2 separate regions of the Homo sapiens genome follow, and region 1 is linked to region 2. A link is an interaction called in ENCODE POLR2A ChIA-PET data of the cell type or tissue named here. Cell type or tissue: GM12878. All regions are shown on one strand. Links, peaks and the distances in the headings refer to the core of each region. The heading gives the core; the rest is flanking DNA.

What was found. ChIA-PET counts read pairs that join two places held together with the same protein. Peaks named below come from ENCODE experiments on the same cell type or tissue, not always from the same donor. Only the 100,000 strongest peaks of a DNase experiment are listed, where the experiment ranks them.
Region 1: POLR2A ChIA-PET joins it to region 2 with 5 read pairs; 2 of 35 experiments call an interaction of 5 or more read pairs at or near these places.

Annotation. Positions count from the first base shown.
Region 1 is chr16:62,056,386-62,072,016 of GRCh38, reverse strand. No RefSeq gene overlaps it. Among named protein-coding and RNA genes, the nearest start is that of CDH8, 28 kb to the right of the region's middle. In GM12878, for the core only: no CTCF peak of the experiment used is centred there; no DNase peak of the experiment used is centred there.
Region 2 is chr16:61,879,332-61,894,962 of GRCh38, reverse strand. All of the region lies in intron 3 of CDH8 (cadherin 8), which reads left to right. Among named protein-coding and RNA genes, the nearest start is that of CDH8-AS1, 31 kb to the left of the region's middle. RefSeq lists an enhancer at 6,232-7,431. In GM12878, for the core only: no CTCF peak of the experiment used is centred there; a DNase peak (open chromatin) is centred at 6,882.

The DNA.
Region 1 (15,631 bases), core at 4,304-12,303, 180 kb before region 2:
AATTAACAGTAAAGCAAACAGTATTATAGTATTAACAAATGTACACTTTGTAACAATAACATTTGGGTTACTGGCTCCACCACTTAAGACCTGTGTGACTTTGAGAGAATTCTTTGATCTCTCGAAGCCTCATATTATTCATCTCTAAAATGGTAGTCATAGATGAGTGGCAAAATTAGATAAAAAAATGTATCCAATGAATCTCACCTGGAAGCACTGCTAAAAATGTGATGAGCAGGCTGGGCGTGGTGGCTCACACCTATAATCCCAGCCCTTTGGGAGCTCGAAGCAGGCAGATCACGAGATCAGGAGTTTGAGACCAGCCTGGCCAACATGGTGAAACCGTGTCTCTACTAAAAATACAAAAATTAGCCGGGTGTGGTGGCAGGTGCCTGTAATCCCAGCTACTCGCGAGCCTGAGGCAGCAGAATTGCTTGAAACTGGGAGGCGGAGATTGCAGTGAGCCAAGAGCATACCACAGCACTCCAGCCTGGGTGACAGAGCAAGACTCTGTCTTGAAAAAAAAAAAATGTGATGAGCTATTTGTGGCACAAGTTAAAACCAACATTGACAAAAATCTGTGTTGAATTTCTTGTGTTTGTTTATCTCCACCACACACACTGGGCCTTAAGCAAAAGGTGTGTTTTAAGGTCCTTTACAGCCCTCTAAATCCCCTGCCCATTTGTGTCCCTATCCTATCATTTTGAAATGATTGCAGGTACTTTACTGACACCAGGAAGAGAAATTTAATCTTTCTTGGCTTCCTCCTAGCCATCTCAAAACTTCCCTACTGGGGTACTCAGTCTCACTTATCACAGGATCAAGACCCAGGCGTGTTGGCTAAATAGATGATCAGTCCAAGGCTCTTTGATATTGTAAATAATATTCCTTCATATGCCCTTTCACAATTAAAGCAGATAATCCATTCTAATTAAACAATCCATTGGATATCATCTTTTTCAATGAATGCAAGTACTGTTGCTTCATCATCCTAGAGAGATAAGGAGCAGTTTTTTTCCCTGTGATATTAGAACATAGCATAGCAAAACACCTTTTGGAAAAGGACATTAAAGCTTCCCATTTTTTTCATTTGTCTCTTATCTAGTATTGAGTATATCAGTGTATTCCTAATGAGCATCATTATAGACAGAATTATCTGCAAAGTTCTTTCTGAAACACATGGTCTAACAGAGGGGTCCCCACCCCACCATGGCATGTTAGGAACTGGGCCACACAGCAGGAGGTGAGCGGTGGGGGAGCAGGCATTACTGCCTGAGCTCCACCTTCTGTCCTATCAGTGTTACCATTAGATTCTCATAGAAGCGTCAACCCTATTGTGAACTGTGCATGTGACAAATGTAGGTTCCATGCTCCTTATGAGAATCTAACTAATGCCTGATGATCTGAGGTGGAACAATTTCATCTCAAAACCATCACCACCCACAAGCCTGTGAAAAAATTTTCTTCCAGGAAATCAGTCTCTGGTGCCAAAAAGGCTGAGGACTGCTGGTCTAACTTCTACCCTATGAATTACATTTTTAAAAACTTTAGGCCAGGCATGGTAACTCATGCCTGTGATCTCAGCATTTTGGGAGGCCAAGGTGAGAAAAGTGCTTGAGGCCAGGAGTTCGAGACCAGCCTGGTCAACATAGTAAGACCCCGTCACTACAAAATAAATAAATTAATTAATTAAAAAACAAGTTTATTCACTGATACAAATATGTATAATGTATTTAATTTTTATTTTTATAAGCATCATCTTTCTGGGAAGAATGAATCCCTTCTCTTCATAGCCATAATGTAATTTTATGCCTTTGTGTTGAATTTTCATGTCATAGCTTTTGTCTGATCAAATTCTCAATGAAGTGTTCACAATAAACCATTGACTAGTGGTTGAAAGTTGAAATTGATGTGGTTCCAAGATGCCTATGTTCTTGTCAGATATATGGAGATCAATTCTCAATGCATATTTTTGGTTTTGATTTCTATAAGAGTTCTATACACTTTGACAACCATTTTCCACAGTTATAACTGCAAATGATGTTGATGAACAAAAGGATGACTCCCACATGAACAAAAGAATGCTGATGACACATAATATACAACCTGATGAACATTTATGTTCTTATCAGAGGACTAATAGAAAAGCTGAGACTTCTGAAAATAAAATACTCGAGCATCAGTGGCTGCTACAGAAATCTTATACATTAACAAAGAAAAAACATTCCTTTTCTAATATGCCTTTGACAACAAAATCACATTTTCAAAATTATTCATAACTTTGACTTATTTTGAATGAAGCCGATCAAGTCACTAAAATGTTGAAATCTTGGGCAAAATCTAAATACACACTTTCCCACTTATTTCCTGAGTGATCTCAAATAAGTAATTTAGCACCTAATTTCACAATTTCATCTATAAAATGAGGGATATTTAAAAAGCTTGTCAGTTATTGTGTTGATAAAATGATGCCATGCGTCAAAACTGTCCCCTCTCACGTATAACAAAAGTGAAGCTACAATCCTTTTTTCCCCAAAATTGTATTATAACTGGCTACCTCCCAAATTGTTAAGAATACAGTTTCAGTGTCTTGTCTCCACCATGCCCTTCTTTGTCCTTAGAACTTAAGCACCTAAAGAATTCAAACATCACTTAGTAATATGCATTTAAGCTTCCTCCATGTCTTTTAATGGTTTCACATACTGTATAAAACCAACTATATGACATTCTAGAAGAGGCAAAACTGGAGACAGGAAAAAGATCAGTGGTTGCCAGGGCTGGAGGTAAAAGACATGATTAGGTGGAACACAGAGGATTTTTGGGGCAGTGAAGGTATTCAGTATGAAGCTATAATGATGGCTGCATGTCCTTACACATTTGTCAAAACCCATAGAATGTACAACACCAAGAATGAACCCTAATGTAAACTATTAAATGATGGTCAGGTGATAAAAAAATAGAATTCAAACATCAGACTCCTATGTAAAGCTATGTGGGTGTAGAGAGGGAGGATTCTGGTGCTATCAGCCATCTCTACTGATGTCCTTACTTGTCCCTGCCACAAGGGGTGCTCTTGTGTATGGTCTTCCACTAGTCAACCACGGTGACTTGTCTAGGCTACAATGATGTCTCTATAACCCAGACCCTGAGAAAATGTCTTGGAACATGAGAATTTGTTCTGCAGGTAATATCCTTTCATCAATGCTTCCTTTGATTTGGAGGCCCCTCATGATACTTTGTCAGTCACAGAGTTGTAGCCTCCTTGAGGTCCCCCTCCTCTAGTACAATGGTTTTATTTTCCCTGGGTGACTCCATAATATCTATATTTCTGAAACTAGAGAGACCATTTCAAGTGACTTTTTATTTTCTTTATTGTTTTTTTTTTCCTCTAGAAACATAAAGTGTTCTCTCCCTAGCAATAGAGTTTTCCAGCTTCCTTTAGAACCTGAACTCAGAAACAAAAAGGCCTATTTGGGTTGCATTAATTACAACTATCACAACTGTGACTTAATTTAAGAGGTCAAACTCAAATATCTTCCTGGAAAATAGCTGAATGGTCTCTAATATAACCCAATTTTAATTTAAAAGGAGAGACGTGTTTAAAATTCCAAGCACCACTACCCTTGCCTTCCTTTCTTATGGTTATTGATCATAATTTCGTGGGGAAAGATTTAGATGTAATATTTAATTTTATATGTCAACTTGGCTAGGAAGTAGTGCTCAGATATTTGACCAAATATTCTTCTAGAGGTTTCTCTGAAGATACATTTTGGATGGAATTAACATTTAAACCAGTGAAATTTGAGTAAAGCTGATTGCCTCCATAATGTGGGTGGGCCTCACCCAATCAGTTGAAGGCCCTAATAGGACCCAGACTTATCTCTCCTGAGCAAGAAAGAATTTTGCCAGCAGACTACTTTTAGACTCCAACCATAAATCTTCCCTATGTCTCCTGCTTTCCAGCCTATACCCATCAGATTTTGGACTTGGCCAACCTCCACCATCCTATAAGACAAGTAATCAAAATCTCAATCTCTCTCTCTCTCTCTCTTTGTCTCTCTCACTCTCTCTCTACACACACACACAAACACACACACACATAAATCAAATTAAGTCTTTACCTGGGCACACTGCTACATACTAACGTATATCTTATACCCCAAACACCTGGCCTAATATTCATCTTAATAAATATTATCACTTATAGAATGCAATTCAAACTCCACAATTAATATTTAATCTTTTCACAACCTAGTCTGATTTTATCTTTGCAAATTATTTTCCATTAACTGCCGTATTATAGGTAATATTTGGGCCTTGCCTTTTCACCCCTAAATAGTCTCCCAGGAGCCCTAGGATTTATTTTGAAACTCTACAGGTGTAGGGAATAGGCCAATAGGAAGAGATCAGCTTTAATCAGAGAAGCTCTAGTTTTCTTTCACCTGGATGCCACTGAGAACCTGTCTACACTGAACTGAAGTTCACAAAATAAACCTGTGTTCATGACTTTCTTTGCACTTTTACAAATCAAATTTTCTAATCTCTCATGCCCTAATTTAACCCAGTCTTTGAGTCTGAAGTATTTGTTGAGTGAATCATGTCTCACAGCCTCTCAGAATTCAAGTAAATTTGTTTACTCTAATTTTCACAAGTGTTATACTAATAAAAGAGGATTTTGCCTGTCTAGACTGACTACAGAGACCTAGGGAAATAGGCTTTATATACAAGAAGGAATGGGTTGTAGTTACTAATTGTATTTACAGTAAATATCCTTTGTATACCTCTACTTCCTCTTGCCGTACAGATACAGATAATAAGGCCAGCAAAGCTTTCCTTTGGGTAGTAATTATTGCCACATAAGATTTGGATGGGTAGTACTAAACTGTACGTTGCTTAGATATTTCAATATTTTCTTCTACTTTTTTTTTTTTTTGAGAGACAGAGTTTCACCAAGCCACCAAGACTGGAGTGCAGTGGCATGATCATAACTTACTGTGAGACAGCCAAGTATAAAAGGGTCCCCGGAGAACCACCAACCGCACTGGAAGGAGTGTGCACTAGGGTGGAGCCATGGAAGCTTGCCCTGTTTGCAGCGAGGAGGAGCCTGGCCTCTCCTATTCCTGGGTGGTAACCTGGTATTCAGTCTGTGAAGTGGGAAGCCTGCAAGCAGGACTCTCACTTTGCTGAGAGTCCCTGTTTCCCTTTTTTTCTTTTTCACCCAATAAACCCTGCCTTTCTCACCATTCAAAGTGTCTGCGAGGCTAATCTTTCATGCTCGTGTGATAACCCAGTTTTTCCTACAACTGCAACCTCGAACTCCTGGGCTCAAATATTCCTCCATTCTCACCCTCTCCAGGGAGTAGCTGGGACTGCAAGTGCATGCCTCCATATCTGGCTAATTTTTTTTTTTTTTGTACAGATGAGGTCTCGTGGTGTTGCCCAGGCTGGTCTCAAATGCCTGGCCTCAAGAGATCCTCCTGCCTCGGCCTCCCAAAGTCCTGGGATTATAAGTGACGCTATGCTCAGCTTTTTACATTTTGCAAATAATTTTTAACCTTACACTCTTTAGACTATTTTTAATTCTCATGTAGACAAACTGTATTATTAAATCCTTCATTATGTCCAAAGCTCCCATTATGTTGTAAGCGTTTATTTCTTCACTCTCAATTTCCACCTATTTGATATTTTTTGTTAGTGCTAAAGTAGCTGAAACTTTTCCTGAAGAAAATATAAAATATTTGAGTGCCTCACTAGGCCGCTAAATAGGGATCATCTGCATGCGTTTTTTTCTAAAATGATTCTTGTATATTGTGCAAATAACTAGATATTAAGGTTTATGTGTATAATACATTTTATATTATTTTTCAAAGTAGTATCAAAGAGTAGAGAGGCTGGTTTTTCAAAACAAAAATGCCTAATGGATCAGATCGTATATTTATATTATTAAAAATACTGGTCAGTGGTTGCATTTTCAGAGTCAAGAAAATGTGCATGGGTTGAAATGTACCTGGCAATGTACAGTTGAGGCTGATAATGAAATCCTTCCTTGTAAACTTGTACTTTATGTCAACTTTGGGGTGGGCAAAGATGGCAACTCTTATGTAAGACACCTGGCATTAGGGGCTGTGAAGGAGAGCAGTGATTCTAGTTTGTCACCTTATGACAATTTATTTTCTCAGTAAAAAATGAATAAACAAATAGCTTTTTGGGCCGTTGGTACATTGGTACTATTGTCTTCATCATCTAGTTGAAGAAAATAATGAAGGAAGCCATATTTCTTGAAACACAAACATAAGGTTGTAATGTTGAATATAAATTATGTATATGGTATTCTGTAGGGTAGTCTCCAGTGATATTTATTCCCATTTCATTTGCACATTAACTCTGCAAGAGATAATTATTACTGAAAGAGACAATTTTTATAGAGGTATCATAATGTACATTCATCGAGGTATTGTAATGGACCTTCATTGAGTAACAACTCTTTCCTTAGAAATGCTCCATTTGATTTATTAAAAACGCTAGCTGGTGTACAGTGATATACTATTTTACAAATGAGTAAATCAAGGCTCAGAGAAGTTAAGAAAACATTATTTATTCACACTGTCGTTTAATAAACATTACTGAGAAACTAAATTTAGTCTAGTGGTAAAGGGCATTGTGTTACAAAAATGAGCAGAAAGACAAGTTTCCAGATTTTGTGACATTTAGAGTCAAATGAGCGAAGCTGCTATTGATTAAGTAACCCTAAAATAAATGCATAATGAAAAGTTGATAAACATGTTATGCAGGTAAAGAATGCCATTCTGTGACAGCATATAACAAGGAAACTTTACTGAGCATAATGGGCTATGGGAAAGCTTTCTCCAAGAAAAGTGTCATTAAGAGGAGATGTAAAAAAAATAAAAAATAAAAAATAAAAACATTCTAGGATGGGTGCCAGGAAAATTTGGACAGTTCAAGCCATGCCACAATTTGCTATATGTCATTAGAGAATTATTCTGATTTTCCAAAAAACAAAATAACTAAACCAAACCAAACAAAACCAACTTTAATAGATCCCTAAAATCCACTTCAGTTCTAATAGATAAAGAAAGTGCAACTCTAAAATAGTACAAGGACTAATATAAAGCCATTAAAATTCAAGTTATAAGCCAAGATTCTTTTTTCCCCTTAGTATGAGAGAACAGATAAGGACCACGCCTCTGTCCCCATTTAAAACCACTGATCAGAGACAAATCCTGTGATTTCACTCTTGCACTTTTTGATTTTTTATTCATGTATTCTTTTTGGGGGCACTGAGAATTTATAGCCCATTTCATTCTTGGTAAGTAAATATCCCACACTTTGGTATGAAATCTGGAACAAAGGAGATACAAGTTGACATTTTGATAATAGTCAATATTTTTACAATGCAAGTTAAGGCAGCTCCTCAAAACACTCTGTGTCCTAAAAATCTTTTAGATTAAAATGTCAGCTCAATTGTTTCATTTTGTCTAAGCAAAACCGCTCCAAAGGTGTAGGACAACAGAATGGTCTACCTGGGACTAGCTGTAAAAAGACAGCAGGAAATATAGGTGGTCAGAAAGAGTAAAAGTAAGGTATTCCCCACTGTTATCACCTTCAGTATGCCCCCCGGGGCTAACCCCTCTTTAGGTTCTGACCTGAATTCACCTGGAGAAAGTCCTTGTGTAAACAAAAGATGTCTCTAATCCTAGTATGGCAACAGAGATATGTCTTTGGGTAAGATCCAGGAGGTAGTGAAATAAGGAATCGTAAATCCCGTGGTTGCTTATGCCTGCTAACAGAAAAATACGGGGGCCTCTGAGTGTTGCAACTGTTTCATCTGTTCTCTTTATGTGTAACTGATGTAAGAAATTAGTGATTGCCAGAAGTCACTTGGTTTGCAATTACAGTGTTTAATGATATTAGCATAAACTAGGAAAATGAGCTATTCTGTTCTAGAATAGAAAGGACAGATGAAGATGAAATCAACTTTTGAGATGCTATATCACTTATGACATCCTTTCTCATTACCTAAAGCAAAGGAATGTTCTCACTTTACTTTCAGAGCAGATGGAAAATCCCTGAGACCTGCTGACACAAGACAAAAGGAGCTTTCATAAAAGCCCCTGAATTCTCACAACGGGTCATTGCAATGGTTTTATTTGTCTCATATAGGTCAAGTAAGTAGGTAAAATAGAGATTAAAGTCACAAAGCTAGTCCTACTACAAATTAACCTCTGTCGCTAAGTACATGTTGTATGTCAAAATGAGGTGGTATGATATTGATCTTTGTTTTTAGTCTGAATGTGGCAGATCACAGCACCGGTAGTCCTGACTTTCACTAAATCTTCCAACCAGCAGGAGAATATTCACATTAACCAAGTGCAGTTGGATAAATAATTTCAGGAAAACGAGGGTCAAAAAAGCATCTGTGGAATGGGCTTGTTAATCTCCGCCCTGAATAATACACAAAATGATGGTATGATCAGAAGACATACAGGCTGTTAATGGTCAGTGAACCAAGCACCAGACAAATATAAGTGGTCAAAAAATAGTGTCACTATTAAAGTACAAATAAAATGCATAGCTTTCTTTTAGTCAACAATGGAAGAAAAACAAAAATTCAGACACACAACTGTTTAAATGTTTTGTCTGTGGGGGGCAGTAGATTTTAGCAGAAAATGTATACATTCTAGAGAAAGATAGCTATGAATTTGTATGTCCAATCTGTTACTTACTAATTGTATGACATAATTAAGCCCCTTAACTTCTCAAAATCTAAATTCCTAATAGAGGCTGGGCACAGAGGCACACATCTGTAATCCCAGAGCTTTGCGAGGCCAAGGAGGGAGGATCCCTTGAGCTCAGGAATTTGAGACCAGACTGGGCAACATGATGAAACCCCATTCCCACAAAAAAAAAAAAAAAAAAAAAAATTAGCTGGGCTTGGTGGTGCACACCTGCATTCCCAGCTACTTGGGAGGCTGAAGTGGGAGGATTGCTTAAGCCAAGGGGTGGCTGAGGCTGCAATGAGCTGAGATTGCTCCACTGCACTCTAGCTTGGGTGGTAGAGTGAGAACCTGTACCCCAAAAATAAGATAAAATAAATAATTTTCTAATGGAAAACTAGAAATAATTACAATTGTCTTATTATGCCACAGTGGACAATTTTATGTATTAATGAATATGAAGTTCTTAGTATGTAATAGGTAATAAATGAATTCTAATCTATCTATTTAAACTTCTGAAATTGTTTATTTTCGAAGAATTTACTATTTGAAGGGTCACTGAAAATCTAATAAAAAAACTTTATTATAAAATTGTAGACAAATACAATTTACCATTCATTTCTGAATGTTCATAGATGACTTCTAATCCACTAATGGCCCATACGTTGGCAATAGATCCCTGGCTTAGACAGAGCTGATATACAAAAGGAAGGCCAAGGGCAAGTACAGTGTTTAGACATAGTGTTCTGAAAATTCTTCAGGCACATCAAGCAAAAATATACAGAATATCTTTTATTAAAACACTCAATAAAACGTATTTCTTAGAGTTGAGTTGTATAGCAATTAACACTTTTTTCCTAAAGTCAACTACTAGAATAATATAAGATGATAACAGAAAAACCAGATGTGCATATTTGCAACAAAACATTTGATTCTTCTGCACTTAATATTAATGTTATGAAAGGTACTGCTTATTGCCTTATATTCTCAAATTTAACAATACCCCTGCTGCTGAATGCACAGAGCATCTGCAAGTGGTAGAGAAATTTGGGACCACAAAATCAGCCACTTGAGAACTTCCAATATTTGAACTCCTCAGGTAATATAAGGTGTTCTGTTGATTCTTTTAAGTACATTTTCCTCTGAAACTTCTAGATATTAAAAATATATTTTATTGCAGAACTTCCTTATCTAGTTCACTTAGCAATATGAAAACTCCTTCAGTCATTGTTTTCTTTTGAGTTATGGAGACAAAATATTGGGGAACAAAACAAAGTCATCTTTATATAAAACCTAGTTTCACATGTATTATAATAAATAATTATAATATTAACAGCTATAATTACTGCAATTTTGCTACAAGCAGTAACTTAGCAATTTATATAGGATTTTTTTAAACAATCCTTTTCAATAAAATGTTTCCAAATAAATATGTATCTTAAAGTATTAAACTTATTTTTTCAGAGTATCTGTTTCTAACAGAGCCTTGATACTGCCAATAATCTCATAAACTTAGGGGTACATTTTTACATATGCCTCTAGTTAAATGGTAGAGCAAAAACAACTACAAGAAAGTCATTGGGAAAGCAAGGCATGAGTTACTTTTTGATTAGTTAAATTGGAATCATGTAGATTAAATACAGAGGGAAATATGCAGTGTGAGTCAATGATATACAATTAAACACCCCTTGTCTTTACTCAGAAGGAAAATAAACACTGAAATAATTTTACCGTCAAAGATCCACTTCTTTGGTCAAATTGGGTGACAGATTGACAGAAGACAAAGTGTGCATGAGCCTGTTGAATCTCTAGTGTTGGTAGCATCTAGAGACTTAGCTGCATATAGAATTGCATTTGGAGCCCACAGGCACTTTGAAAAATAGGAGTCTTTTGAGCACAGTCATTTCTAAATATGTGCTTTTTTACAATAAAGGTGTCATGCTGCAAAGGATCACTAAATGGAAAAAGCCAGTATGCTTTAGAGCACCCAGTTTTTTAATAAGAAATAGTTTTCCCCTGAATCTTTCATCACCCTTGCTGTGTAAGGTAGATTTTCCTCTGCATTGATATTTTAAGTTAGTCACGAGACCAGTCTGTTTGAGAGTGCAGAACCATTTGTGGATGGGAGCTGAGTATTCTTTCCTATGGCATGCATATGCTTTCAGCAGGTGTGGTTACAGACAGTGTGTGTTAAAAGAAATACAAAAAATCAAAGGCATGTGCTCCGCTTCCATCCCTGTATAGGGGCTTGAAAATATGACGTCTCAGAATATGTTAGATGTGGGACTAACAGATGGGAGCTCTGGTTACCGTGTCTTCCCTTTCTGTTTGTCTTTTTTTTTTTTTTTTAATTCTGCAGCTTCAGCTTTTTTTTCCAACATTTTTCAAACATCAATATTTACTTTTTGTAAATGGTGCATATATCGAATGCCCACTGTATGTCAGGCACTTTGCTAAGAACCATGGATTTGTAGATGTTTAAGAGAAAATTTCTGCCTACAAGGAATTTACAGTCTTGTGTTGGAGGACTTGAAAACAGATGATCAGAGAGCAGGATGGTAATAGCGCTGATAGAGGCGTGAAAATTGCAGGGTAAACTCAAGAAGGGGGATAGATAACCCAGCTAGGGAGAGAATAGAGTTTTGGAAGACTTATCCGTGGAAGTGAATTGTAAAATGCCAGGCTTTCTCTGGAGATTCCCCTGAAAGAGCCAACAGTAGTCTCCACTCTGGAAAAAATGTATTTTCACTCTGACACTCTACCATCATCCTATAAATAATTATAATGGCCATTGCACAATAAACCCAGTAAATGCCAAGTTGATGGCAGCTTGTCTAATGACTAGCGCATAATAAGTGATACGGAACTCATCCTTTGGCGGAATAGGGAAGGTTAAGAAAAGAATCCTGGAAGAGATTACATCTGAGTTAAATGCTGAAAAAACAGGAGTTGGCCAGAGATGGAGAAAAAGAAATTCTTTCCACTAAGAGGCTTGAGAGAACTGGGCATGTTTTTGTGTCTTTCCTTCCAGAAAGTGTGTCCAAAGTTCTGTTTCTCTTAGGGGAATGTTAATTCTGATTTGTTAGGGTTTGCTAATAAGGGTCAAGACTGGAACATGTCTCAAGGAAAACACCAATTTTTTTAAAGAAAAATGAAGGTACAAAACAGGAAAGATTCAATGGGATGATAACTTCCTTTGGGAAAAGAGGAATTAGGACATGATTTCCATCCTTACTACAATGACAGCAGGAGTTTTCTATAGCTCACAGGGTCTTCAGAAGGAATTAATGATGTAAACTTTTCATCCCCCTGCCTAGGAACTAGTTAGAACCTAATAGAAATATTTCCCTCTCTCCCAAACATGCTCTTTCAGCTAATATGATCTGAAGACAGTTAATGTGTCTGTAAACATCCTGAAAATAAGTACAGTTTTTGTAAAAGAAATATATGGAATAGAAAAGAAAGATGCCTGGTGTCATATGTTAGTTTCATTCTCTTTATGGCCCTAAAACCTGACTCATAACAGTCAAGCAAACAAATGGATTTCTTGACTCCTGCCTAACTTTCATGTACATAATACATAAATAATGCAAAAGGGTGACTTCTAGGCTGGTTTGATTTCTCTTTCACTCATTTCCCAGTGCCTTCTCAGAATTCTAAAAGCATTATCTTTGCTTTATGAAAATAAAACCATGTTTAATTGAGTTTTCAACACAGATAAAAGCTTATCTGTATAATTGAATTTTCAAGGTTGGTAGAAGCTTATCTGTTTTAAAAGCTGGAACCCATATAGTGCTTAATATATCTGGTCACTATTCTAATGCATTATTTTAATCATTAGTATAAGTCCATGAGTTCAGTTTTATTATTGTTCCCATTTTAAAGAGGAGTCATAACAAATAAGTTAGTAAGATCATGCATCAAGTAAGAAGTGTAGCCTGGACTTGAACCCAGGCAGTAATGCGTGAGCATCTGTGCCTCTAGCCACTATTCTAAAGAAAGAAACACATGGTAGGAGAATCAACAGAATGAATCTTTACAATGTCTCTACTCTATGAATTCACACGATTAAGGTAAGGTTCTTAAAAAGCTGTCTAGCACTGCCTATGCATACCTTCTGTAAAAGTAAAAGAGGAGTGTGAGTATGTTGATGTGTGGGTGAAGGTGTTTGACCGTGCAGATCCACTAAAGGTAAAAACAAAGCAAACACCTATCTGGCATTACCTTTGTTATCTCATTTGATTCCCACCACACATCTACGATGTAGACATCATTATTCCCAGCATGGAGGAGAAGAAATTGAACTCAGTGTGGACAGGTTGATTTTTACCAAGTGAAAGAATTAGTATGTGATAGAGCCAGGATTAAGTATAGGTTTGTCTACAGAGAAGAAGAAACAGTAGTATGAAAGCATTGAACAAAAAACCCCAACAGATTTGCTGGAAATAGATGTAGATTCAGGGATGGTTTTCCTGAAGAAAGAGTGCTTGCACTGAGATCTAAAGAATGAGTAAAATTAATCCAGAATGGGGAGTTTCAGGCGGAGAGAAGAACATGAGCAGAGTCTGGATTGCATGAGGACTAGTGCCAAGGCCAGTATTCCCCAGCACAGAGAAGAAGTAGCAGTTTCCTGCAAGATGAGGAGAGGTATTCCCCATTCAGGATCTTGTAGGAGATGACAAAGGTGTCAATCTGCATACTAAGAGGAAAGGGCAACCTCAGCGTGGTTCTAAAGAATGTCATGAGCAGCGAGGGCGAGGGCTGAGAGGAACAGCTATGCAATTACATGAGCCAATTTCCGTTTCCGAAAGCTGATTTTTACAGATTTATGTAGACCAGTTCGGGAGCTTGTAATAATGTCGCCAAGAGATGGTGAAGACTTAGAATAGGGCAATGTCAGGGGTGATGCAAATGGATACATTTGAGAACTATTAACGTGCTAAAAATCAGGTGAACTTTTACTGAAAGACTGCATGAGTAGTTAGAGAGAATGATGGATGCAGCCTTGAATTCTGATTGGGGGGACCTCAGCATCCCTCATTAAGAGAAGAAGAATGGATTAGAACTGCTCACCTGGCAGGAAGTGTGGATGGGGGGATTCCAAAGGGATTCAAGCAATGCACATTTACTCACATCCAAACATTTGTGACTCTACTATTGAAACATAAGAGTTCTTCATATTCCTGGGGCATATGCCTGTTTTGTAATGGTATTCTGAATAATACTTGAACTATTTTTGCAAAGAATGCACAATTTCTTTTTTAAACTTTTTTTTTTATGTTCAGGGGTACATGTGCAGGTTTGTTAGATAGGTAAACTCATGTCATGGGGGTTTGTTGTACAGGTTATTTTATCACCCAGGTACTAAGCCTAGTACACATTAATTGTTTTTCTGATCCTCTCTCTCCTCCCACCTTCCACCTTTTGATAGGCCTCAGTGTTATATATCCATGTGTTCTCATCATTTAGCTCCCACTTGTGAGTAAGAACATACGGTATTTGGTTTTCCGTTCCTGCATTAGTTTGCTAAGGCCTCCAGCTTCCTCCATCTTCCTGCAAAGAACATGATCTTATTCATTTTCATGGCTGCATCATATTCCATTGTGTATATGTACCACATTTTCTTTATCCAGTCTACTATCGATAGACATTTAGGTTGATTCCATGTCTTTGCTATTGTGAATAGTAAGGATGCATAATTTCTATTTAGACAATGTCTTCCCTATGTCCCTCTCTTTGGTTCTAGTTTACTATTCAATCAATTAGCCTCAGAAAAAATATATCAGCAAATATGAGCAATTAATCAAATAAATAGAAATTATATTATTTATATCAAATAGATATTATAGATGTTATATTATATATTGCATATAATATCTATTGCATAATATATATGTTTAAACTTTTTTCATTAAGATCATAAACACTAGGAGATGTTCATTAACACTGGGAAAATTGGCATTAGATGACTAATTTTACATTGGGCACTGTAATGACAGTACTTAGAAGATTTAGGTGGCAGAATGGTTTAGTCAAAATTATGTGGACTTTCTAAATAATAATAGGTCAAGCCAAATTCCAGGATTTAGTCTATGTTTTCTTGAGAAAGTTATTAAGTCTTTCTGATGATCTATTCCTCATTTCAAAAATTGAGGTCATATAACCTATCTTACAGTTTTGAACAGATGATAAAATAGGTAATACACATTTAAATGCCAGGTATCAGGAGACACTCAAAAAGTGCTGATATCCAACTCACTGTAGCAAATATAAACATAAGTGATACAAAACCACTTGACTTTTCAATGAACTAATGAAAAGGGTCATTTTAGGACACACATAAAATGAAAGATCTCTGATCTGGGAGTCAGGAATCCTGAATTTGAATTTTGGCTGTTAGCTGTTATGCATCCTCACTGAGCAAAAATCACAGGCACAAGACTTTTGTGCCTGGGCCAGTTAAGAGCCAGCATTTCCAAATACCGTGTGTGATCCTGAGCAAGTTGCTTGAACAGCACAGATCTCAGGTTGTAAAACAAATCAGTAGGCCAGGACTGCAGTGGTCTTATGCCTGCAATTCCAGCACTTTGGGAGCCCGAGGCAGGCAGATCACTTGAAGTCAGGAGTTTGAGACCAGCCTGGCCAACATGGCAAAACCCTGTCTCTGCCAAAAAAAAAAAAAAAAAATTAGCCGGTGTGGTGGCGCATGCCTGTAGTCTCAGCTACTCAAGAGGCTGAGGCAGGAGAATTGCTTGAACCTGAGAGGCAGAGGTTTCAGTGAGCCGAGATTGCGCCACTGCGCTCCAGCCTGGGCGACAGAGTGAGACCCTGTCTCAAAATAATAATAATAATAATAATAATAATAATAATAATAATAATAAAAGATTAATGACCAC
Region 2 (15,631 bases), core at 3,440-11,439:
GACTCTGGGTTTCTTGGTAGCAAATGCAAAAGAGGAATGCATGCTCCACCAAAAAATATTAATTGAAATATCAGAAGAAGGTCAAAAATTACTAGGTAAATATATAGTTGAAAAAGGCAAATCTCAGTCTTTTCCAAAGTGGTTTCACTGAGGAGGTTATAGAAGTCAGTATATGATGGGCAAGTCTCCTTGAACAACGACTTCTTAATTTAATGTGAAAATTATTAAATAATTTCAGTCTTTCTCCTTGTGTAAAATATGGCTATGTTTTCCTCTTTTGGAGGAATGCTCATAGAAAACACATACTATTTCTCTTGTGCTATTTTGTTATCTTTGATTTAGAATAAATTTAATCTTAGAGAAAAATTGCAAATGTTGTACAAATGTATTGTTTCTGAACTGTTTGAGAGTAAATTGTTGACATTTTGACCCATCTCCTAAGTAAGTCTTCCTGTATGAATGTTATTCTAAGCCAACAAAATACAATCATCAAAATTAGGAAATTAATCTTGACACACCATTGATATCAAATACACAGACCTCATCAAATAATCTGCAGCTGTCCCAATATCGTGGGTTTTAGTAAAAGTATCATATCTAGAACCACACTAACGTAAGACTTATTCAATCTGGAAGGGCTCTGCAGTCTTCTTCACTTATGACTTTCACACCTGACCGTGGAACAATTGTTTTATAGAATTTCTTAAGATTTGTCTGATGTTTCCTTAGGATTAGATACAGAATATGCATTTTTGACAAGACTATCACAGATAATGCCTTACTAATTTGTATCAGGTGGTACATGATTTTGATTTATTCCATAATTGGTGACAATAATTTTGATCACTTCATGAAGGAAGTGTTTGCCCTGCATCTCCATCATAGTTTTTTTTCTTTTTGCACTTAACACTTTATGAACAGATACTTAGAGACTATGTAAGTATCTTATTCCTCATGAAACTATTAACCCAAAATTTTAACATCCATTGAAGTTTCTTGGCTGAATTAATGATTACTATGAGAGCTGCCAAGTGGTGATTTTCTTAATTCCATCATTCTATCTACAGTCATTGGTTAGCATTCTTCTGCAAGGAAAATTTTCTCTTCACATTAATTTGCTTGTGTATTTATTTACATTAGCTTTGACTTTTCGATTTCTGTTTTATTTAATGAATTATAACAGGTTGAGTTATTTATCCTGATGCTCAGATTATCTGACACTTGGTCACGATGTGTCCTTGGGGCTGAGTTTTGTGTCCTACTGACATGCCTCCATCATTCTTTGAGTGCATTCTCACCTTTTGGCCCAACGCGCTGTTTGAGGCTCATTTTGTACTTTTTCTAGCCCAGCCCTAGAATTAGCCATTTACACACACACAAAAATCTGGTTCCGTTTAAAGGAGAATTGTATTTACATATGAAAGTCTGGGCATTAGTTGTGTTCATTGTTATTAGGATGTCAGTGTTCCCAAGCCTTTTCAGTGGACAGGGCAGAACTAAGGAACATTTGGGAGAATGTACACACACACACACACACACACACACACTCACACACACACACATCTACCTGTACTGGGTTGGATAGCGTTCCCCAAAACTTGATATCCATTCAGAACCTTAGCGTATGACCTTATTTAGAAACAGCGTTTTAGCAGATGTCATTAGTTAAATTGAGGTCACACTGGAGTTGACTGGGCCCTAAGTCCAATGATCGGTGTCGATCTAAAAAGGCTGTGGAAAGATACAGACTCACACAGGGAAGAAGGTTGTTTGAGGACAGAGGCAGAGATTGGAGTTTTGCTGCCACAGCCAAGAAGAACCAGGAGCCACACATAGCTGGAAGGGGCCTAGAAGGATCCTTCGGAGGGAACTGGTGTTGGATCTGACATCTTGATTTTGGACTCCAGACTTCTGAGAGAATAAACTCCTGTTGTTGTAAGCAGCATTTTTGGTAATTTGTCATGGCAGCCCAGGGAAACTAACACACTATGTATCTCTCTATTGAAAACTACAAGTTCAGCTCTATAACTGCATTCTAAAATGACAACTCAGGCTTCATTTTGGTTTTTTCCCCTTTCTTTAACAGTGAGGAATGTATCTCTTTATTTTTAATATAGTTATAAATTAGCTCACCACTTATCCTTGCAGTAGCTTATCTCCATTTGCTACCTCATCCATCGCCTTACTCCCCCCACAAGTATTTATCTACTGTCTCACTCTTCCTCTACCTCCTGTTGTTATGTGGTGTCCCAACTTGCCCAGCCACACCTTATAGCAGAAGGTGTTCAGGCAGAAGGCAGAAGTTAAGAATGGAGACAGGAATCTCCATAATACTCTGTATTTTTATTTGTCTGTATATTTCTACTGTTTCTTATATCAGAATAGATCGGTGGCAACATTTTCTGATCTGTATTCAAAACTGGTTTAGTGCAAAAAAAAGTATAAATGTATTTGATAAACACCAAATTAAAGAAAGTGAAACTGCTTTTCCTATTTCAGTCTCTAAAGTATAACTGTATATCATAATTTGATAAATTCATCTAATATACTCTTTGGGAGATTTAGACATATTGTATGCTCTTTTGGAAATTCATATTCATTTATATGACCCCAGTAACTATTTTTTCAAAAGGATCCTGCAGGCATTACAGAAATTTACTCCACAAAAGCTCTAGAGACACATATCTAATGAGAATACATTTTTGGTTTTATGAAAGGCCACATGTTAATTTAGCAAGCAGCTAAATAGTAAAATTTGCACTTTCTAAAAAGTGAATTGTAAATTATGATGACTACAGGTTACATGGATTAGCTTGTGATTCTTGTCATTGCCCAGTACATATTTTATCCTCCAAAATAAAGAATATTTCTGAACTAATAATTAAAGAGGCTCATTTTCATATTTTTTATTATTAAAGGAACAATTTGTGTCACATAGGTTTAAAAGATCAAAGGATGTACATACTGACAAACTGTCTTCAACCTAACACATTTCTTTTTTATAATTTATAGGTTGTGTCTTTCTTTCTCCCTCTCGGCTAGATTTTAAAAGAATTTGGCAGCACTTCTCTATTTTTAAAGGAGAGATGCAAAGTGGGAAACGGGAAAAGCATATCTTGATGGATTTGATTATATTTTTTCTTGTTTCATTCAGCGTGATGAACAAAATTGAAATTCTTTAGGAAAACATGGGTGGGAAATCATGAGGATTGAAATAAACACTTTCAAAAGAAATCTAGCTGTTCTACCTGATACGAATGACTAAGGCAGCTGTGGTTCCAAAACTCTACAATGGGGTGAGGAGTCTGTAGTTTCTCTTCTGCTTAAAGAAGCTAAACTTCTATTAGAGATATGTAGGCAGTTGATGCAATCAGTGAATCTTTTTCTTTTTAACTTTATAATGAAAGTGAAGCAATGGCTTCTAATATGTGAATTTTTGTGCTATTCAAAGGTCTCCCTAAATGGTCTATGGTTTAGAAATTACCAGATTATCCAAACGGGGAAATTGGTTACAGTTAATTGTTAGGGGTGCCTAAAATGCATTAGTCTTCCAAGAGGCATTGAGTTATTTCTACATTATGTCTGAGAACAAGCTTTGCAAACAATGATGACAATATGAACAAGGTTTATTTGAGTAACTTTTGTGATGGGAGAGCTCCTTCATCGGATTTTGTTTTAACATTTGCTCATTTGTACTCCCTAAATTATAATATTACATTTTATTAAGGAATTAACTTATAACAGAAAAATACAATTAACCAATTTTATTGCCCTGTATGGGCTGCCAACTGTTTTTGGGATCTTAGGTTGATAATTCCACATCCCTGATCTCTTTAATTTAAAAATATGTGGTCCAACCCTCAACCTTATATATTATATGTATAAAATATATATATAAAGCTATGCTAACAAATGTAGAATAGCATAGGAAAGTTTATTATAGTCTTATAGAAACATCGCTTTCAGTCATTTTGAAAACAGTTAAAATTATAGAACTATTCACTATAGGGCTGTCTGAGCTGTCTCAGATTCACCCTGTCTGGGGTCCCATTATCAACATAAGCTGGGTGTTTCCAGTGCACTCTTCTTTTACAATTGGTCTATGGACTTAGGAATTTCAAGTAGGAAGCAGAAAATCTTTGAATTATTTCTAGAAGATGAATTCTCAGTCACTATCCAATAAAAATTCCTCAGAATGACATAAATCACAAGAAAATGTGATGAAAAACATCACTTGATTTCACAAGGGATAATATTGGTATCATTTTTTGTTATCTATAATAGAATATTACATAAAGTATATTTGAAGGAATTACAAAAAGGCCTGAAATTTGAACCTACTGGAACAAAATTTAACAATCTCTTCCTCTTACCCCACCGCCATAGGTAAACAATGTGTCATTCCTGGCGGACTGTGATTTGTTGCCTCAATTTGATTTAGAAACCTATATCTCTTAGTCATAGGCATCTGATAATTTGAATTGGTGTTTCAGATTTATTAAGATTAAAGAATTGGCTCAGCACTAACAATGTCTAAGTGAAGAGGCAACACTGATGATGTATCTTGATCTGTGTCTTGTAAACTAGTGTCTTTAAGCCAATTTAGCTATATACCCATTAACCAATAGCTCCCAGGCCTATTCACAGTAGTAGCTAATGCTTAAGTTTTATTTCCCTTTTAATTTTTTCCTGTTATATCTCTGTGCTTGCTAATTGGAATTATCTTAAACTCGATTTGATTATCCTAACATTGTCTCTTTATGTTCTTTAGAAATACATTTTCTACTCACTCACATCTTGGCTCTTGCTATTTCTAAATACATTGGTTTTCCTCTCTAAAAACTGCACCCTACTCTTCTGTTCTCAGAGATATATTTTATGGTCAGCATTTCAACCGAGCCTTCTCTGAGCCCTTCTGAAGAAAATAAGACATCAACCACTTTCTATTCAAGTAATGTTCTGGTACTTGAAATATTGAAAAGTGTTTTCAAATCAGTCAATCTGCACTTATCATAAGAAAAATCAAAACACTTAGGAAAAACTTTGTATTACAGGTAGAGGATTGAGGAAAGCAGGTAGGAGTCTACACAGACAACCCCATGATCCTGTTTTCTTTCTTGCCTCTTTTTGCCCTCAGATGGGAATTAATATTTCAGGATTCAACATATTTGTTGATTCCAGAAGATAAAAAGGCAAATCTTCCTGTTTATTCAAGCCACATGTGTGTCTAGAGTTCTGTAAATTAGAATGAACACCCATAGTATAAATTGTTATTACATAACCATTCCAGGAAAGCATATATTAAAAGGGGCTGGGGAGTAAACCTCACAGAGTTCAGCCTTTGTCCGCATTTGCTGGTCAGAGAAATGAATTAACTGCATGTCAGGGCAGCTCCGAAACACATATTTGTGAAATTCTGAAGACTTGCCTGAAAATGAATGTGGGACACCTTTGTCAATATATTTCTGGTGTATGCCTCGCTTCCTCAGAACTTTGCCTCTCATGGGTAGTGGGGATTTCCTCGAGTCTCCTTGTATCCATGTGTTATTATTTCTTTAACTTTGACATTCATGTGTCATGGGCTTAATAATTATACTTTCTGGATTCACTGGACTTTGAAGTTTGCCATTTGATTTTTAGACCCAAATGCACTTATTCTTTGGCTAATTAGCAATCATAGATTTATGAATTTAATGGAATTTTTTCTATTCTCCCCACCAGTAATTTCACATGTATATATATATTTGTATATATGCATTTGATATGTTATTAGACCTCATGACAAAAGACAACAGATATTTACAACATGAGGCTGCAGGTGAAAATATATAGCTATGTATCACCTGGGATCACATGGAACACATAATCTCATATACATCCCCATCCTAAGGGAATCAGTTTTCATCCCTTGTGTCTGTGCTCAAAGAGTTTATAGTAATTCTAATCATATTTGTGCTACTGTTGCAGCTGATTTCATTCATTTTCCTTTTGTCAGGGAGCATGACTCAAGGAGTCTTCTCTTTATAACCATGTCAGACTTTACAGATCTCATCATTGTCTATCAATTATGAATCTTGGCAAGTAACAAGAGTGGTTTGAGTTCAGGAAATACATTGGGGATGGAGCAGTAGTGGGAGGACGTTCACAAAGTAAAGTTAACACTTTTTGAAGCAAGTCTTGAAATGTCTGTACATTATTCCTTCTGAAATCCAAAGTGATGTTATCAGCTTAAGGTTAACATAATGACTAATTAATTTAATATTACATAGGGATTAATATTTAATAAATGTGCAAAATGCTATCCTAAGCATTCTACAGACACATTCAATCTACCAACAACCTTAGGAGGTGAATTTTATTATTCTTATTTTACAAATGAGAAAAGTAAGTCATATGATCATAAAGTAGTTTACTCATGATCTTATCACAGATGAGAATAGGGGCTCCCCATCAGAAAGTCAGAACCAGTAACAGTCTTACATACATAACAAAAGAGTTATTATAGGGATTAGACCTTATACGTCATGAAGCAGAGAGAGAAATCTGTGCAAAGCTGTTGCTTCTGCTTCTGGGGATGGGAAAAAAGCTGGACATGAGGTGGGAAAGACCAGGAATACACTGGAATCCCAGAGGACCAACTAGAACCCATGGGGACAAAGTGGAGCCTATCTATATCTGTCTCTCATACTTCAAATTCCCATGCCTTGAGTAGTCTGCAGGAGAACTGGTGCCCTTTGTCACAGAGAGTCACATTTATCTGGCCTAGGACTCCGCGAACCTGAAGGTGCAAATCCTAAGAAGCCGGAGGAGCTGTGAGCCTGGATGTTGCTGCATGCCAACATGGTGAGCTTGCAGATCTGCTGAATCATGCAAGAGCCCAGTGCCTGATGTCTTGCTCTCACTTCCTGTCTGCCTTCTTCACTTCTGCTTCCAACGTCTCATGCCAGAAGTAACTAGGGCAATATAGAGAAGGGAGTTCTAGAAACAGAATTTCAGTTTAGCTTAATTGATAGAGAATGAAGCCACAGCAGATACAGTTTACTTAGTTTCTGCTCTAGGCTAGGTACATGTAAAACACTGTGTAGATTTTTAGAAGGGGGCATTATATATGTCAAGCATGATTGTTGTACATTATATATTATATAAAGATTATAATATCAGTCAAGTATTAACACATTTTTTACAGTAAAAAATGTAAATACAGTGGGTTTGTGATGGGATCAGAATTGTGTTCCCCACAAATTCATATGTTGAATCCATAACTCTTAGTATCTCAGACTGTGATTGCATTTGGAGATGGGACTTTTAAGGAGGTAATGAAGGTTAAATGGGGTCACATGGTGGGTCCTAATGCTGTCTGAATGGTGTCCTTACATGAAGAGGAAATCCGGACACACAAAGAGACATCAGGGGCACAAGTGCGCAGATGAACAAGCACATGAGAAGGCAGCAAGAGGGAAGCCATCTGCAAGCCAGAGAGAGAAGGCTCAGAAGAAGTTAAGTCTGCCAGCATCTTGACCTTGGACTTCCAGCTTTCAGAACTGTGAGAAAATAAATTTCTGCTGTTTAAGCCACCCGGTCTGTGGGAATTTTGTTATGGCAGCTGTATTAGTGTGTTTTCACACTGCTATAAAGAATAACACCTGAGACTGGGTGTTATCTTTCCTTTCTTCTGCTCAAAATTGGTCCTCCTACTCCTATCCTTTAAAATGTGTTCATGGACAATCTGTTTACTAAATTATCATTACCAATGTTACCTACTTATTCCTAATTCCTTTCTTCTGCTCAAAATTGGTCCTCCTACTCCTATCCTTTAAAATTTGTTCATGGACAATCTGTTTACTAAATTATCATTACCAATGTTACCTACTTATTCCTATTGTTTGAAAGTTTGTGTGAAAAAGGGAATGAACACAGGAATGAATATTGTGTAGTCATCAACCCTCTAACCTGTTTCAAGTCTGCAGTGAATGTCCAACATCCGCTGAGTGGCTACCTAACTCATGCTGTGTGTATTCTCTAGTTACTATGCATCACTCTATTGTCAGTGTGAAATACCAGCAGTTAGCTTATATAGGTTGCTTCTGTTCTGGGACACAGGCAGACATTCCACCAAATCTAGTTGAATTAGTCTCAACCGCAGGTATTTGCCAGGAAAACTAGGAGGATGTGGAAACAGTACCTTTCCAAGTAGCTCAACATAAACATATGTGAACTTGGGAACCATTAGGCAAGCATGATCCTTTATTAAAGTAAAAGGGTAAAGCCAGGACCCGCAGAGGTGGGTGGAAATGGAGCAGGCAACCAAGACAAGAAAAAGTGAGAGACTGTGAAACTTCTTGTTGGTTTGCTTAGTCTCTGGTTCTACAAACATACTGATCTTTAGGCACTTCCCATCTCTGGCTTCGATGATACTTCCATCTATCTATAGAAGACAACTCAATAAAATGGAGAGATGTATTATGTTTCTTAAAAACAAACATTTCCTGAGAAATATAAAGTAGTCTGCTGGATGCCTTGGGTGGCAGTGATGACAGTGACCAGGGGGATTCAAAAGAACTTTGGTCTGTAAGAGGATATAAAAGCATCTTTCTTCCTGGCTATGTAAACAGTGTGTAAAGATAACAAATATTTATATCCACACAGATTATATGCAGTTTTTTTTTATTATTATATGGGCCTTAAAAATAGACTATCACTCTTGTGTCTGCCTTGTGAAAGATCTTGGCTCCTTAGGGTAAGGCATGGTGTGAATATCAGAACTAGGTAGTAGATATCTTCAAACTATAATATGAACAAACTCGAAAGTTTTTTCTTCGTCTGCCATCGACTGCTGCACAGATAAAAGCAATGAGCTGAAACGTTAAATCCTTGGGAAAGTTAGAACCAGGGTAGAGGGTGGGATATCCCCTTCTACTGGGCTTATGAAAGGATCATGCGTCTCCTTGAACTGGGAGATAGAACCAGAGAAGGAATATTCTCAGTTCAGTAAGAAAAAAGACTCTGTGCTGACTGCAATGTCACTCTTCCATCCATTTATATTCACAGATCCTATTAATGGATGTAAGATAACCTACAGTCTTCCATGCTTTGTTCTTTTTGAAATTACTGTTAAAGAAAACTAGATGATCGAGACTGAAAACAAAGGGCAAAATCCTTTCCCGAGCATGTCTTTATTGTCCTTTTTCTCACCTTGACAGAATAATCGGAATAATGACAATCACCCTAAGATTCCTTTTTTTTTTTTTTTTGGATTGCTATTCCTGTGTAATTATTAGAGCTGCTGTTACCATTAGGTGATAATGAAATAATATCAAACAATTCCCACACGTTTATGTATATGTAACACGTTACAATGTCAAACTTAAATGAAAGGAGAAATACCAGTATCCGTCTTAAGAGCTGCTCTGACAGCAACTCACAGTTCTGATAAACACTATTTAAGTGCCTTGTGAAAGCCTTTTTTGGGGAGGCTGTCAGCGAAGCAAGTGAGACCATGTGATGTGAATCTAGCACTAAGAACATTAGTAACCTAGATTTCTCATGAACATAGATAGTAATTCTTGTGTTCAGGCTTTTCTACATTTTCTTTTTGTTCCGCGTACATATTTTTAAATTCTGCATTCAAGTTTAATAGCCATACAGTAAAATGCATATATCTATAACAGCATAAGCTGAACAGGTTTGTATACCCAGCACCCAAATAAAAATTCACAATAGCACCATCCCCACAAAACTCATTCTGTGTCCCCTTCCAGTCACATGATTAACTGATATCCTGACTTCTAACAGCATAGATATGTTTTGTCTGCTTTGTAGTCATTAATTGGCTCATACACAATGCATGATTTATTTATTTCAACACCCCAGACAGGCTTGAAATTAAGTCTACCAAAATTACAGGACATTTAAATGAATCAATGAATATATTCATTCTTATATTCGTTTATCTTGTTGATCCTCTCTACCATCCCTCCTTTTTTTTCCTTCTGGTTCTGGAAGGTGACTTTAAAAATATATGTGTTATTTTGGGTGGCCTTTCCTTACATACAGTTGGCCCTTGAACAATGCAGGGGTTAGGGTTATAACCCCTTGCAGAGTTGAATTCCATGTATAGTTTTTGACTTCCTAAAAACTTAACTACCAATAGCCTACTGTTGACCAGAAGTCTTATCAATAACATAAGCAGTTAATTGACACATGGTTTTTTATGTTGTGTGTATTCTGTACTACATTCTTACAATAAAGTAAGCTAAATAGAAGGCAATGTTGTCAAGAAAATCATAAGGGTCCAAGTGCAGTGGCTCACGCCTGTAATCCCAGCACTTTGGGATGCTGAGGCGGGCGGATCACCTGAGGTCAGGAGTTCAAGACCAGCCTGGCCAACATGGTGAAACCCTGTCTCTACTAAAAATACAAAAATTAGCCGGGTGTGGTGGCACAGAGCTGTCGTCCCAGCTACTTGGGAGGCTGAGGCAGGAGAATCACTTGAACCCAGGAGGCAGAGGTTGCAATGAGCCGAGATCACGCCACTGCTCTTCAGCCTGGGCAATAGAGCGAGACTCCCTCTCCAAAAAAAAAAAAAAAATCATAAGAAAGGTAAAATATACTTACTATTCATCACGTGGAAGTTGACCATTATAAAGTGCTTCATCCTCATTATCTTCATGTTGAGTAGGCTGAGAAGGAGGAGGAAGAGAAGGAGTTGGTCTTGCTGTCTCAGGGATGGCAGAGGCTGAACAGAATCCACACGTAAGTGGACCCTGCATATAAATCAAATCTGTGTTGCTCAAAGGTCAGTTGTACCTAGCTCAAGGCAGCTAAGTGGGAACTTTCAAGTTAAGGCTGTTTTTCAAGCGTATGACCAACATTATCTCTTAGTTAAACCAACAGAAAACCCACACCAGTGGGATATTTCAGAGGTGTCTAACCCATTTTAATCACACTTTCCTTTTTTTTCTAACAGAAATTCACTTTTTAAAACTACATTTATTTAAAAAAAAACCTTCTACTGTTTACTGTTCTGCTTCTTATCTTGTTTCATGTTTTTTCAACTCTCATTTCTATATTTTCTCTAATTGTTCTCATCAAATACATTTAATAAAATTTATTGAATACCTGCAATAACAGATAGTGAAGTCTCATAGATAAAAGCTGTCTTTGCAGATAGAAAGACTTTGTGCTTAAGAGTTCACTCTCTCGAGGTCTTGTTGTAAATCCCTGCTACTTTCCTTGGTCAGAGCATTGAATCCACCTCTTAGTTCTTTGAGATTCACCTCTAGTATTTTGGTCTGCTATCAAGTATGCCATTAACCTACATGGGATATGTCATATAAAAGAAAAACTGCTATACTTGTTTTTATTCATATGAATTTTGATTTAAAAAAGAAACTTTATCTCACTATTAGTATCACTTGCCATAAGTAGAAACAAAGGCCAGATTAAAAAATGAAATAAAATGTAAAATATATGTTAATATATAAGTATCATTAACTTTTTTATAGACAATGTTGCCTGCTTAAGTCGTATCCCCAAGCCTGCTTGTTGTTTGCTATATAAAGGGGTATTAGCATGTATCAGAAAGGTGTTAAACACATACAGTACTATAATAAAATTGATATATTATCTTCAGTCTAATCAGAAAAGTTAAAAGGGGAGTGAAATGGATAAAAATCTCACTACAAATTTAAAGCTGATTAATATTGATTGCTTGCATACCTAGAGTGCCCTGCTGGTATGTTTCTCTTGTTTTGGTGGGCAACATGCTATACAAAATGCATGTTTACGTTTTGGTATATACCAGTCAAGGATACATACTCTAAATATTCTTTCTTAACCATACCTGCCTCCAAGGAGCACAAAGCCTGGCAGGGAGGATAACTTGCAACCTTGAGGCTTACCCAGAATGTGAAGGACCATCATAACAGAAATGATGATGATCTGAATTCCCCAGGGATGTCTGGAGGTATCACCTAGGACAGTGCTTGCTTAAGATTTACATGGCAGAATATCAATTAAAGTTTCTTGTTTTCTTATGACTCAGAGCACCTGCAACTACTTCTTTTTTCCAGCTTATTTTATTTTAAGTTCAGGGGTACATGTGCAAGATGTGCAGGTTTGTTACATAGGTAAATGTGTGGCATGGGGGTTGGTTGTACAGATTATTTCATCACCCAGGTATTAAGCCTAGTATCCATGACTTCTTATTCCCAAGCCTCTCCTTCTTCCCACCCTTCACCCTCCAATAGGCCCCAGTGTGTGTTGGTCCCATCTATGTGTTCATGTGCTCTCATTATCTAGCTCCCACTTATAAGTGAGAATATGCGGTATTTGGTTTACTGTTCTTACATTTGTTTGCCAAGGATAATGGCCTCCAGTTCCATCCATGTTTCTACAAAGGACAAGATCTCATTCTTTTTTGTGGCACCTGCAGACATTTCTCAAAATTTTTGGAACTGTTGAGAAGTAGGCACAAAGTGTCTCCTGCTCGAAAGTCAAGCCATGTGAGTAGAACAGAGATGTGTCAACACAACTGCGGGGGCTCTTCTTCATAGCTAAAAGAGGGATATCTGCAAAATGGAAAACATTTCAACATCATCTCTTTATTCCTAGATCTAAGCAATTCAGTACTCATAAACAATTGGCAAGATATTCAAACGAGCAAGCAGGCAAATGCATGGAAACGTGTATGATTATTTTAAATATTGGATGGGAGCTTTTACATTATATCCATCGAGTAAAACACATTTGATCAGAAGCTATTTCAAGATATCATGATTAAAGTAGTTATTGCTGTGCTTTTGGCAATGGTTAGAAAGGCAGTTTTCTTCTACAGCCTCAGAGACAAGAGCTATATTGGGGTTTGAAGAGACATTCTGCCATATTAGACACGGCATTTGCTTTGAATAGAAAATATATTCTTGATTAATTCTAAGATTTTGCCTGAATTATTAGATAACTCGATAGTGCTTTAAGTTCTACAGAGCTTCTATTACTAAAGAAGCCAATTTAAAGGGGGAAATGCTTAGATACCTGGGATCCAAGATTAGGCTTAGGACAGCTTAGAGAATATAGAAATGTGCTCCCCAGTGTCTGATTTGATGCTTCCTTGAAGCGTTCAAAGTTAAAAGCTCCGGCTTTGAAGCCAGAAGGGGTTACAATTGTGGATCTTTGCCTAACTACTAGGTAACCACGAGAAGGAATTTACCTCTCTGAAACTGAGTTTCTTTTTCTTTAAAATGAGATTTTAAAAGAAAAATTATGTGAAAGGATAAAATGCTGTGCTTGGCATGTGATATTTCAATAAATGTCAGTTTTGCCTGGCTCTGAGGCATTCACTATGTGTCATAGTTTATCCTGATTTACCTTAGTCAGTATGCTGCTTCTGAATTCCCTGAGCATTAATAAACATCAGTGCGCATCTTCTTTTCTGATATGTTTGCTTAGGATGAATTTTCAGAATTAAGCTAGTTAGTCTGTTTAAAACAAAGGATTGATTATTCTATTACCTTTACTGTAGGCAATATCTTTATCCTTTATTTCCACAACCCCTACCCTCTCTTTCATTATTATTTTTTAATTCACTCTCCAAAATTAACATCTCATTTCTGACTTTTCCTCTGAGTTCCAGGCCGACACCTCAAACAGCTTATGTGACATGGACATATGAGATTGAGGTAACTGTACAGCAATCAGCACATTTAAAACTGAATATATCAGTTGTTTATTGCTGTGTAGCAATGTCACCACAAACTTTATGGATGTTAACAACACACACTTATTATCTCATAGTTATGTAGGTTAGGAATCCATTCAGAAGGTCTGTAGATCTTCTGCTTCAGCCTCTCATGGGCTGCAATCAAGGTTTCATCCAGGGACGAGGTCTCATCTGGGACTCGACTGGGCAAGAATCCAGTTTTAAGGTCTCCTGGCTGTTGGCAGCATTCAGATCTTGGTAGATGGTTGGACTGAGGGTCTCGGTTCCTTTGTTTACTGTGTTGAGTGGCCGATCTACACACGTTGCTTCATGGCCTTTCCATCTGGCAGCTCAGAATAAGAAAACTTCCTTCTTCACAGTCAGCAAGAGAGAGAGTCTCTGGTGTGATGGACACAATCTCATGTAACGTGATCATGTCCACACAATTACATTAAACCTGGCCTCTTGCTGAATGTTATTGATTCAAAGCATGTCACAGGTCTGGTCTTTCTTGATCCACTCACCTCTGGTTCCACAGTAGCAAGAATGGCATTTTCAAAACATGGTTTTGAACATGGCATCTCCATCAACACCTTCCTGTTGCTCTTAGAAATAAATGTGTGTGGATCTGAGTCATTTTATAATAAATACAAGCCATCTTCTACTTCTCAACTGTGAAGTCATTTCTCACCATCCTAGGGCTAAAAACTATTTTATTTCACTTGGACCTCTGTCCACTCTCCATACTGGTCTTTTTGATCATGACAAGTTCCAGCTTAATGAGCTTCAGTGTTTCTCCATTGCTTTCTGGATATAGTTCAAAATTCACAACATGGCCAATAATGCTCAGCATGAATAAATCATGCCAACATCTTCACATCTTATCACTGCCTCATAGATTTGCTTTCTGTCTTTCGAGTGTGAAGGCTTCAGAACCTCCACATATGCAACTGACGTTGCCTAGACAACTCTAACTTTTATTTACCCTTCCAGCTTCAGATTATCATTGCTTACTCCAGGTCGGTTAAAACTTCATATTATATGGCCGGGCACGGTGGCTTACACCTATAATACCAGCACTTTGGGATGCCAAGGCAGGCAGATCACAAGGTCAGGAGTTCAAGACCAGCCTGGCCAATATGGTGAAACCCTGTCTCTACTAAAAATACAAAAATTAGCAGGGCGTGGTGGTGGGCGCCTGTAGTCCCAGCTACTCAGGAGGCTGAGGCAGGATAATCGCTTGAACCCAGAAGGCAGAGGTTGCAGTGAGCCGAGATGGCACCACTGCACTCCAGCCTGGGTGACAGAGCAAGACTCTGTCTCAAAAAAAAACAAACCAAACCAGAACAAAAAAAACCCAAAAAACCTCATATTCTTCTGGATTTTCCTTCATACAATTAATTGATTGATTAATTACTGTATTGCTATTTCTACTCTCCCATAAGGTCTCTGTAGGTGAAACTTGTGCTTATATTGTTCCTTGTTGTTTTTCGGGGCCTATCACAGGACTGGCTGGATGCATGGCAGACATCTCAGCAAATATGTAGTAGATGAAAGGAGGGTAGAACTAAGAAAATGAGAAACGTTCTCTCTGAAGATTTCAATTGCAGTTAGGAAAAAGGCAAAAGAACTTCCTGCCGAAAGGTCAGGTGGGCTGAAAGAGGTTCAGCCAAGACCAGGGCACAGAGCAGTTTGTGAGGATGATGACAGGGAACAGGTGCAAATCATAGCATTCATGGAACCCAGTGTTGAAGCCAATTTCAGGGTCTTACATGACTATTTTGGTGTTGGAATGTCAACCGGATCTGCATTGCCTTCCAGAGTGGCAAGGCTGCTGATTCCTGAAATGTGACAAATAGGGAATTTATTTTACATGATATGTGTCTTCAGTCTTTCTACATGAACCAAATTGATTCAGAAATGAAGAAAGTGCTA